Regions from separate parts of the Homo sapiens genome. Here region 1 is linked to region 2. The links are chromatin contacts, found by Hi-C in ENCODE. All regions are on one chromosome and are shown on one strand. Each heading gives the region's core, a stretch centred on a gene start or an enhancer-like site at or near the end of the contact. The rest is flanking DNA. Distances are from core to core; before and after follow the strand shown. Region 1 holds the start of LINC02944 (long intergenic non-protein coding RNA 2944). Region 2 holds the start of LINC02674 (long intergenic non-protein coding RNA 2674).

Region 1 (5,890 bases), core at 1,771-4,270, 510 kb before region 2:
CACCCCTCGGATTGTATAAGCTTCAGGCTCCTCAAACCTGGATCTACCCCATGGTGATTAAGGCAAGGAAGCACGTGGCTGGGCTAACCGCTACAGCTCTGCCTAGCTCAAACACGCAGAGCTTCTAGATAGTAGATCTGAAAACACGTGTGAAGGTCTCGGCTTTGTGAATAGGGGCACACACTTCTAAGAAGATGAGAAGCCATAGAAGACAGTATGTGCTAGATTCATTATAGGGTGACCAACTTGTCCCTGTTTGTCCGGGACTATACTAGTTTAAAAGCTGAAAGCACCATGTCTTGAAAATCTCTTCTGTTCTGGGCAAGCTGGGTCAGTTTATCACCATCCTTGTTGAGAAGCATGTCACTACTATTCACCACAGGGCTCCCGGCTAGCTGAGTGCTTGGCACGTGGTAGGTGCCCAGTAAATATTTGTTGAATGAATGGAGTGTAAACCAGCCATTGGTACCTCACGGGCTCAGAGGAGGACGAGTACACAGTGATCTAAGGTGGACAGGTAGATTTCCTGGAAATTTAACATGAAAAAATAAGCTTGTGATAGTGAAGTTGGATCAGAAAACCACCATTATTGAAAGGAAGGTTATGGAATGTGATGAGGGAATCACCCAAATGCAGGGGGGCTTCTTATACCCCAGGATCATTTCTGTTTACTTTTGTGTACCTGATAACAAACAGTATGTCTTCTATTAGAATTTCCACATCATCATTTTCTCAGCTTGGAAACAATGCCTGTGTTCAAGGCAGAACCCTGAATACAAGCTGAATCTGGTGTGTGTGTGTTTGGTGGGGGCGGGGTGGGGATAAATGGTGCCCCAGGCAGGTCGGCGGTGGGCTTTGGGCATGAGGGTGAGCTGCTCAGGACCCAATTCCACAGGCTGTGTAGACTCCAATTATCCGAGGACTTAGAGATCAAACAGCCCAACTGTGCCTCACAATAAAGGAGGAGGTCTTAATTTTACTTCACGCTACACCCTTCCAGCCAGATCTTGCAAAACAATGCATTGCATTTATGTCTTCCTGAGCCCCAAACCTCTCTGAAATTGTCTCAGGCTATCCCAGCAATATCGCTACAAAGTGGACAGAGGAGAGAGTTAGATGTTCTAAAGAATCATGTGATTTCTACTGGACTGGTCAGAATGTCACGGCAACCACAGATGGCTTGATCAAAATCTCACCCTTCTGCTTTGTTGAGGACAGAGCACTTTTACATGTTATTTATTTTTATTTTTAGGTATATTTGTAGTGACGACATGTTGGCTTGTGGGAAAATAGTTTGCATTAGTCCTCAGCTGAGCTTCCCATACGCACAGGGGACTCAATATATAGAAAACAAGAAAGCCCGGAAAATGCCAATGGCTAGAGACTGGAATTCTGCAAATTTTATTTTTCTCCACTCTCACAGTAAAGACAGGATTTGTAGTAAGGCACAATACTGCCAAAATTAGTCTGATTTTCTTTTTAACAATAACATCAGCTAATAGGTAAATATTCTAGAAAATGTAGTCATTTTGAACATTTGAGATTAAGAAAAGCAGAAAATCTGGAATATTTTTGTAGACATCTAGATATATAGGCAACGACAGAGACCCAAGACCGTAAATCCGGTTTATTTTTACATATTAGCATTAAAATATCTGTCTTGCTTTCAGACAATGAGTTTTTAAAAATTAAGAATAGTGCATCAAAATGATGAAAAATTTTAGGATTTTTTGATATGTAACTTAACCCACAGAAAACCAGATTATTCATCTTGCTACTTGTTTATAGCCCTTTTTAAAAAATGAATATTTCAGACACCTTAAATTGATAAATGTTTCTCTGAAAATAAATCGCTCTTTGATAAAGAGAGTGGAACATAAATGTTTGAGATGTAGCTGAAGCTCTATCACCATTTATGGATCACGATTATAGTTCAAAACGCAAAAGCTGGTATCTTTTGAGGTCGAGCATTTTATACTGAAAGCATATATTTATAATGGAAGTTAACCTTAACATGAAGAGGAAATGATGTTATAGGATTTTCTATTTTGGAACTAATAAGCTATATCATTTCTTATTTGATGGTCTTAAGAAGCAGTTAACATGACTTGAAAGCAACATTTTTCAAGTACTGTAAACATGCTACCATGGAAAACCAGAGAGGAAAAATTTTCCTGTCTGTGAGATTCCTAAACAACTTAATTTGAGTTGTTTACTCTCAAATACTGAATGTTCTTCCCACTGTTCCGCTGTAGTCCGACACAGTGTATTTAATGATTTTTTGTGAAATTTACAACCTAGTGACTTATCATCTTACTTTGAATTGTCTTGAAGATACTTAATGCTGATACTTAACACACACACACAAAAAAACCCCAAACTCTTAGAGTCCTCACTCTGTTTTGAACTAATTAACTTTACAGGAACAAACCTGGAGATACTTATTTTTTCCACTACTACTTTTGGATTTATTATTTCTTTTTATTATAGTAGTCCGAGGTTAGAAAGCTAAAAATTAAAATGGTTGATAATTGTGAAATATATTGTTATTCATGGCAAAATATCACGATTATGCATATGTGTAAGAATTAAGATGTCTTAGGAACTAGCACGGAGTGAGCTGGATGAAATGCGGCACCTGCCACAGAATCTTTCCCCTGTGCTTTTCGGTAATGCCAGGCAAGTCCTCCGGGTTGTAGAAGTCATGGCCAGGTCATGGATTTCCGCACACAGCGATGGCTTCTGTGGGACAAAAAGCAGTGAATATCACGCTACTTACCTTGCTTTATACCACAACCGTTGCAGGCAAGGGTGTCTCCGATGGCGTCTTGGTTTTGCTTACCTGTGTTCCAAAAGAAATCTTTTCCCTGACCAGTTAACTTCTTGGTTGTTCCTTAAGACACAGGGATTTTGGGAAAGACTGTGGCATGCTTTCCTCAGTGGTTCTTCTCAGTTTAATGCCTTAAAGATGGACAAATGTTCACTGGCTGCCCGATAGGCACTGAAATTCGGAGCAATCCAACTTGTTCCAAAAGCGTTTCCCACGGCATATGCACAGTTTCACGGATGGCCACTAGATGGCGTGTGACAACCATTTGTGTCAGCCACACGCAAAGGCTTCCCATTCATTCTCCATAAAGGTATCAAAGGCGTCCTCCAGCAATTCCTCCAAGACAACTTCACTATTACGTTGTTTTCATTTCGATCCTTAAATGGTACCGGTTTACGTTTTGGAAGTAGGGGGACATTTTCAGTGGACGAGCCTAAATCAGAATGTGTGCTGTTGTATTTACGCATCACCGTTAATAAACATTAGCACTTAAAGCTGAATTAAGGCACATCGTTAAATGTCAGTGTGTATCTACCCACTTATCTACGAATGTTTCAACAAACATCTATTAAGTGTCTACTACTATGTGCGAAATGTGACTCGTTCTTCTAAAATACTGAAAGGACGTTTTATTACCAGAAAGTAATACAAGTATCAGAAAATAAAGACATTTTACGTTGCACAGTTGGGTCATTGATATAATGTTAAAATTAAATACATTAGCTCTTTCTTAGCTGAGGTTTTGTTTTCTGTGGTTTCATTTACCTGTGGTCAGTTGTGGCCCCAAAAAATTAAATGGAAAATTTCAGAAATAATTCATAAGTTTTAAATTGCATGCCATTCTCAGTTGCATGCTGAAATCTCTCATCCTCTGTCCCACCTGGGAGGGGAATCTTCTCTTTGTCCAGCATATCCACACTGTCTAAGCTACCTTCCTGTCAGTCACACGGTAGCCATCTCAGTTATCACATAGACTGTCACCGTTTCCCAGTGCTTGTGTTCAAGTAACCCTCATTTTGTTATATAATGGCCTCAAAGCATGAGAGTAATGATGCTGGCAATTTGCATATGCCAAAAAAGAAGCCATAAAATGCATCCTTGAAGTGAAAAGGTGAAAGTTATCAGCTTAATAAGGAAAGAAAAAAATTGTATGCTGACATCTTTAAGATCTACAGTAAGAAGGAAACTTCTACCCACGAATTGTGATCAATTAGTTGTAAACACCACTGCACTTGGACCAGCTTACCCATGAATGGTAAGGAAAAAAAGAAATTCATGCATAGTATATGTAGGGTTTGGTACTATTGCAGTTTCAGGCATCCACTGGGGTCTTGGAAGAATGTATCCCCCATAGATAAGGGGGGAAGTTGTATGCTCCTGGAATTTCAGAAGCTTCTCCTTTTTTTTTTTTTTGAGACAGAGTTTCGCTCTTTTTGCCCAGGCTGGAGTGCAATGGCACGATCTTGGCTCACTGCAACCTCCGCCTCCCAGGTTCAAGAGATTCTCCTGCCTCAGCCCCCTGAGTAGCTGTGATTACAGGCATGTGCCACAAAGCCCGGCTATTTTTGTGTTTTTAATAGAGACGGGGTTTCTCCATGTTGGTCAGGCTGGTCTTGAACTCCTAACCTCAGGTGATCCGCCCACCTTGGCCTCCCAAAGTGCTGGGATTACAGGCGTGAGCCACTGCACCCGGCCCAGAAGCTTCTTTTCTTGATATAGAATAAATCTGAATGTCAGGGGGAAAAATCACATGAAACACCTTGCAAATTATCTTTCCCCTTATAGCAAAATATGATTCTCCTTGCCTTAAAGAATGTAAATTCCTATAAAGAAAATAAATTAATAAAACATACAAGTCCTATAGTGGAATCACTTTTTCTTTCATGTCCATTGTCACCGAGTATAGAAATGAGGTATTTTATTACATAATTTTTACAAATCCGTATTAAGACAAACCTTAATAGGAATGACTTTATCACAAAGTGTTCAGAAAGACATGAGAAAACATCCCCAAAAGTTAGTTCCATATCTGTGGAGAAAATGAAGCAATCTCTAAGATCATTTCCACTTTTAAAAGTCAGCGGTTTTAAAAAAACTAGTGGCATTTGAGTTATTTCACCCTTCTCAAAATAGGTGTGATATTTCTTCTAAGCCAATCTCTAACTGAAAGAAAAGAATGGTCTCATTTTTAGAATTACTGGCTGTTTGTTTGAACTGAAGAATTAGTTGCATTTCAAAATAAGGACATGCCTAATGAAATGATTAAAACATACAGAACATTAAATTATAAGCAGATGGGGGTGAAACCAAGGGAGGGGGGAGGTGAGTTTGCTGGAAACCTGAAGTCCAGGGAAGCTGACAGCTTTGGGTTTTCCTCAATAACACAGAAGATGATTGTTTAAGCAACAGAGGGTAAGAAAACAACCTTTGGAAGACAATCTCTCTCTCTCTCTCTCTCTCTCTCTCTCTCTCTCCTGTCTCTTTTTTGATAGGCAGCACCTTACAAGAAAAGCCAGAAAAGAAAACCCGTGTGTATTGTAAGAGTTTAAAGAGACAGCCACTCCAAAAGAAAATGGACATTCACATTGACGCCTGGAAAAGAACCAGGAGTCACCATGCAAATGTGTCATAGCAGCGAGAAGTCCTGTGAAAGCGAAGGAGATCAGCCAGGCTCCCGTGAGTCACGGTTCAGGATTCAGATCTTCATCTTCCTAAGACACTGATCTCACTGGTCCCAGTTATTCCTGAAACGCTGTCCCTCCTCCGTTTTCCCTGAAATTTATCAATTAAAGTACGGCTCTGTATAGGTAAAAGATAAGAGTTTGATGAGACAGAGTTTACAACAGCTAAAAAAGAAGCTTAGTGGATGGGAGTGGTTCACAGATGGTGCAAATTGTCTGCTAAGTGGCACTTTATGGATGGGCAGAATCCATGAGAGTTTTATCTTGAATTTCTATCAGGCTGCATTCAGCAGAAGCTGGTTCCCTGGAAATTGGCATTTTAAAAAAAATCTCTGTCGTGTGTCTATCTTTCCTGGATATACAATGGCAGTTTCGACCC
Region 2 (5,953 bases), core at 2,567-5,066:
AAAACTAAAAATATTAAAAAAACAAAACAAAAAAAAACAATAAGAAGGGCTGAAAAACATGAAAGTGCTGAGGTTGTGGGGAGGAGTCACTCAAGATATATGTGCAGCTAAAGCGGAAAGTTCTGAAGCAGAAGAGAAAGGCAGCCTTCTCCCCAAGCTGGTGTGAGGATTCTGCAGAGCTGCAACAAAGCTGCGGGGATTGGAGTCAGCTGCACTTGGTTCAGAGACCAGCTCCTCTGTTCATTAGCTCCAGTTCTTTCACCTTTCAATGTCTTGGCCCATAAAATGGATGCAATTTCAGTCTCGACTCCCAGGGCTGCAGAAGGCCCACTGGGGTTGACCACATAAAGCACCAGCACCAGGCCTGGCCTGCAGGCATCTGCAAGTGTTGACCCAGGTGCCTTTGAATCCAATCCTTCTAGAAAAAGATTTTTTTTTAAAGTAACAGATTTAATTCTCTAATAATCTGCATCATCAAATGAGACATCTCACTGTCTTATTTTTATAGCCGTTTTGCAATTTTTTAAAATCACTTCTTCATTTTCCATGGGCCATGCATCCTGAACTAGAGGGCATGAACTTTGAGGTGGGCCCAGCATGGACCAGAGCCATGGAACTGAGTGTTTCTGAGGTCAGCAGTTTGCACTTCACAGAGCGCTTCCCTGTATATTATCTTCTTTAATCCTCATTCACGGTGGCCCTGGGGGGCAGGTAGAGCTGACCTCATTACCCCCGTTTACAAACAAGGAAATGGAGATTCCCCAAGGGTTTCAGTTAGGAAGCAGCAGCTCTGGGGCTCTAAGCCAGGTCTTCGAACTCTAAGCACAGGGTGTTTTTCGTAACACCTGAGCAATCAGAGACTCAGCACCCTCTGGGCTGCCTGCACATCAGCACTTGGGCACCATGACTCTCCGACAGAGGCCTCATGCAGGATGAGGGTAACAGCAGGGACCCTGGAGCAAAGGGTCTCCGAGTTCAAGTCCCAGCTCTGCCAGTTTCTAGCCCCGCGATCATGGGCAAGCAGCAGGATCTGCCTCACCTATAAAATGGGGGTGATGTTACTCCCCACCACCTAGGGTTGCTGCGAAGATTTCAACAGCTAACAGTATGTGTCAACCAGTTAGAACAGGGCCTGGTATGTAGTAAGAGCCGTAATATGTCGCTACTGATCTCCTATGCAGGGAGCTACCCCCTCCCACCCACCTTCTCTGTTTGCTTCTGTGGCTTTGTGCCCCAAGAGGGCTGAGGCTGTGTCCTATCCCTTTTGGGGACTGAAACAGAGGGGCAGTGCAGCATAATGGTTAGGAGTGTAGGTCCTGGTTCCAAGCCCAGATCCTGCAACCTCCTGGCCATGTGATCTGTTTCTGTGTTGAGCCTCAGTTTCCTCCTATAAGAAGGGGACAATAAAAGAACCTATTCGTGAGTATTGTATGAAGTCATGTAACACACATGAAGCACCTAGAACAGTTCCTGGCACATGGGAAGTGCTAAACAAGTGTTAGCTATTATTGTATCTGTGTCCCCAGCACCCACCACTGTGCCCAATGGTGCTAAGCAGCTGCTTTTGGATACATGAATGAGTTGAGTATTTATATTTCTTGTTCTCTGGATAGCAAGAGATCCTCTCCAAATTCTATCCCAAAGATAGGACCCTGGGATGGGAATTGCCACCAAGGATGGTCACTGTGGCCCAGATACTCATTGTTTATAATGATCTCACTGAGTAAATAAATAGCATGAGACAGGAGGCAGGCCAGTTTTGGAAATACTCCGCCCCTGGCTCCAGCCGGGGCACTGAGACACAATGACCCTGGCCAGTTGAGTCATCTCAGCCCCACCCAGCCCCTCAGACTCCCTCATTCCGCCTGGCAAGCCTAGCAGGAGCCAGTCTAAAGCAGCTGGCTCTGGGGAGAAGAAAAAGCAGGTGTGAATCTGTGACTAACGCCAAGCCACAGAGGGGCAGTCAAAGGAACAGAAAAGCTCTGACCAAGGAGGTTAAGGACAAAGGCCAGTGCCACATGACGCAGTCACTGGAGTGGGAAGGGCGCATCGAAGGGCAGATAAAGCAGGCATTGCTACACTGTGGGTGGAGGTCTAGAGGGTTCCTAGGGCCCAGCTGTGCCACAGCCAGCACAGCCCTCACCTGAAGAGGAATCCCAAAGGCCCCTGTACCATCCCTCAAGCCCCATCCTCAGGAAGAGGGAGCTGTGGAGAGAGTTCACAGAAGCTGGCTCCAGCCCACAGTCAGAACTTGTCAGGGTAGAAAGATGCTGACATAGAGAAAAGTCTCCAGTTGTCTGGCATCCTTCTTGAGAACCTAGATTTCTTTAGAAAATTGTTCCTTTAATTTTGAAAATATAATTTCCATGTCAGTGATTTCACTTACAGCCTTGTAAAACAGACTTTGGCACTTAGAAAGGAGGCAGTTCAACCACGTTGGTGTGCAGGTTGGAAGGGAAGTGACTCCATTCATCCAGTCCACAGTATTTGAATGCCTACTACAAAGCAGGCACTGATCAAGGTGTTGGGCACCTGCAGAGAACAAAAACACAAGGTCCCCATTCTCATGGAACTTACATTTTGGGGAGAAGAAGACAGACAATAAACGCTAAGCAAATGGCAACAAACATTCAGATCAAGATAAATATTAGGAAGAAAACAAAGAGCTTTATGAAAGTGAAGGGTGGGATGGTTGATGGTCTCATCCTCTCATCCAGAAAGGATGAGCTGAGGCCGGAAGTAGAAGCCATGACGGGCAGGGCAAGAGCTCTGCCTGCAAGTGCAAAAGTCCTGTGGCAGGGTCACGGTTAGGGAGGTCCAGGAAAATGAAGAAGATGGACATGGCTAAGGTGGAGTGACCCCTGCTAATATTTACTGGGCACTGTACTTTGTGCCAGGCCGCATTCTAAGCACTCTATTAGTAGCTCATGAAGTCTCATAAGGGCCCTTGAAGGTGGGGTTCCGTTAACTCCATTTACAGCTGGGAGGCCAGAGAGGTTAAGGAATCTGCTCCAAGTCACCATTTAAGGACAGGGCAGGCAGGATTCCATCCTGGCATTTCAAATCCAGAGCACTTTAGAGCAGACGCCCCGGCAAAAGCCCGAGAACATATTTCCCATGGGCCTCAGGAAGGAGTTTGGATTTTGTTCCAAGTACAAGGGGAAGTGGTCAGGGCCCACAGTCCTTCAGAGGTCAGTTCAATCGTTGTTAAGCACTCAGCCAGGTGCTACGTTCTATCCCAAAGCCCCTTCCTGCGTGCCAGGCTGCCTGTCGTGAGCCTGGGGTCGGGACCTTCGGCATGCGGCCCTCTCAGCCACAGGCGACCCCCACTTTCCCGGCCGGCCCTCTCAAAGATCTCCTCACCCCCGTGTCTCCTGTCCCACCTGAACTTCTCCCGCTTCTGAAAGAGAACTGGCGCCCTGCGCTCGGAGCGGCTCAGGTCTTGGGCTCTGAGAACCCAGGCGCGCCCGGGGCTGCGCAGAGCATAGCCCACCGCACTGCGCCCAGAGGGTGCTCGCAGAGGGGCCTCTCGCCGCCTCTCCCTCCGTGGCGCCGCAGTCTCCCGGAGCCCTCCGATGGCTCTCTCGCGGAGCGAATGTTGGCCGGATTAACCTGTTATCAAAGCGCGCCGCATCACCAACCCGCCCGGGGAACTCTTTGCGCCGGCAACTCGGCCTTGTATTTCCAGCGCCATAAGCCTCTAGTGTCCGCAGTGCCCACGCACTTTGCGCCCTGGCTTTAGCGTACAGACGCTGACCCCAGCAGAGACCCTGGCTCTGAGCGAGTTCCCAGCTCTGTGACACCCCCCACCCCCCCGCACGGTGACACCAGAACATTCCATCCTGGAACATCGGCGACCCTAGGCTTCCTAGCCTGGTGGTGGCGCAGCCTGATTGGCAGGTTCCCTCTTGGCTGGGGTGGGGGACCCGGGGAGAGTCGCTGTGCACAATTGCTGTTTTTACTCCTGCCATCATTAATTCAACTATTGACAGAGAAAGGAGGGTCCGCAGCAGCTTTGTGTCACGCACTCACTGTAATTTACTTGAAAAGAATTAAATCACAATTACCTGCCATTTGTTTTGCATAAAACGAGCCTGTAATCGCAGAGCTCTTGAAAGGACAACAGCCCCATTGTTGCCATATTAGAACAATATTTCTCAATTTGAAACTTAAAGCTTTAGAATTAGCAGCTTTGTTTGACGGTGGCCCAGGGATAGGCAAGACTGACACCCCAGCTCGGACTCCAGACACTACAGTTAACAAGCATAATTTTCATTCGTTGAAGTCTAGACCGATTTTTCAAATTGTTGCACTTATTGTACAAGTGTACCTCCCAAATGTTGGAAAAGAAAATGCAATCTTTTATCTGTTACCTAGCCCAGTTGATAACTTATCTAAATGCCATGAAAATTCCTGTTGCTGGAGTTAAAATCAGAACAAACTGTAATTAACCCACTTGAGACTTGTTTAAATGTCCAAAGAAATCACACTGTTTCTCAAATAAAGTTACTTCTGTTCTCATTTTCTCTCCTTTCAGATACGGTGGTGTAAATATGACTGATTAGCTTTTAAACCAAGGTTTTAAAATGTATTTAGAATATTCAGTTCTCCAAAATTACATCACTGTTAACTGGTGTGTTCAGCAAATTTGGAGCAGAGCTGGTTTTTTAACAACTTCTGTAAAAGTAAACTGATGCTTTGAGTGAGCTGTAGTTTCCATTAGCATTCATGGCTTTTTAGTAACAAAATGTAACTGTTCAATTAAGCTTGAGTATTAAAAAGAACCCAGTTACTAACTGTAAGAACCCTTCAACAGTCAGGAAAAACAGCAAATACAAAAATCCGGTTGGTAACATTGGAAGCTGTGTGCAGAGAGGGTAACAACCTGTTACAGCAACTTTTGCAAATGAAAATAAAGAGAAGTGGCAGAAAAGAAGGTTGAAAGTAGAAAAGATGAAGGAATAAAAAGGTAGAATTTTAAAAATCTGATTGACAAAAAGCAAGCTGAAATGCAGATTTAGTTCAGGGAATAATTAAAATGTAAAATAAGAAAACCTGATAACCCAGGAAAACAGGTCAGGGAAGGAGTAAAATGCCTTTACTGTTGTTACCATTGGACTCACCCAATTCTGAAAAGTACAATTTTATGATTGAAAGGTGACTCCTTTTTTAAGAGTTTTATTTTTTTAAGAAAGAGAAAAGGGTACTGGCTTTAAAAAAATGGTTTTTTAAAGGAAAAAATATTGTGTTGTCTGCTGTCCTTTTTTTTTAATGTATGTGAAAATTTAAATGTTTAATTTTATTCATAGTACTTTTAAATTTTTTTTAATAATTTTTCCTTTATTCTGCTAGGTGAGAATAAATGCTTGGCTTCAGCAGAAAACAAATTATGTATGGAGCAAAACAAAGACTCAACTGCATTTTTCATGATTGGTTTTTGAACAATAATCCATAGAGGTGGGGGAGGGGGATTCATCAGCAAATGAAACAAAGTCCCCGATCTATATTCCTGTTCTGATGTCACCTCCTGGAATATCGGCAACATTTTAAGTTCCAACCTAAGCCATGAATTCCTTCAGAACAAATCAAATGTCTTTAAAGAATATTTCTGTTTGAAAAGGAATTAAGCTCTCCTGAAAGAATTTTAAAGGTTGTGATATTCACAGTCTGATAAAGCAGCACCTTTAATGAAATTCTAATTAGCAATTTCATGCACTTTGCTATTAGTCATATCAGATTAGTGCACATTTTCACAGCCTTCCTTTAATTAAGTGCACTTATTCCAAGTTTCAAACACTTTCCTTATAAGATGAAAACTGTGCTGAAATGTTATTTAGTAAACAGAGGAAGTGTGAACGTGTAGGTGTGCGTGTGTACAGAGACAGACATTTTAACTGTCTACAATTTTTTTTTTTTTTTTACTTTTAGAGTTGGTGCACTCAGGTTTTCATCC

What was found. A loop is a pair of places that touch in the nucleus more often than their neighbours do. Pooled maps may share reads with other maps.
Region 1: a loop to region 2 is called in a pooled map, with 3 times the contacts of the local background. The contact joins the promoter of LINC02944 here to the promoter of LINC02674 in region 2. A Hi-C loop is called at or near these places in 1 of 168 maps with a recorded cell type or tissue (mammary epithelial cell), 1 of 37 single-sample maps with no recorded cell type and 8 of 50 pooled maps.

Annotation. Positions count from the first base shown.
Region 1 is chr10:118,238,635-118,244,524 of GRCh38, reverse strand. It overlaps LINC02944 (long intergenic non-protein coding RNA 2944), which reads right to left and starts at 3,020. Exons shown (of 5, transcript XR_946349.3): 1 at 2,843-3,020; 2 at 2,639-2,742.
Region 2 is chr10:117,732,782-117,738,734 of GRCh38, reverse strand. It overlaps LINC02674 (long intergenic non-protein coding RNA 2674), which reads right to left and starts at 3,816. Exons shown (of 3, transcript NR_187475.1): 1 at 3,384-3,816; 2 at 2,387-2,532.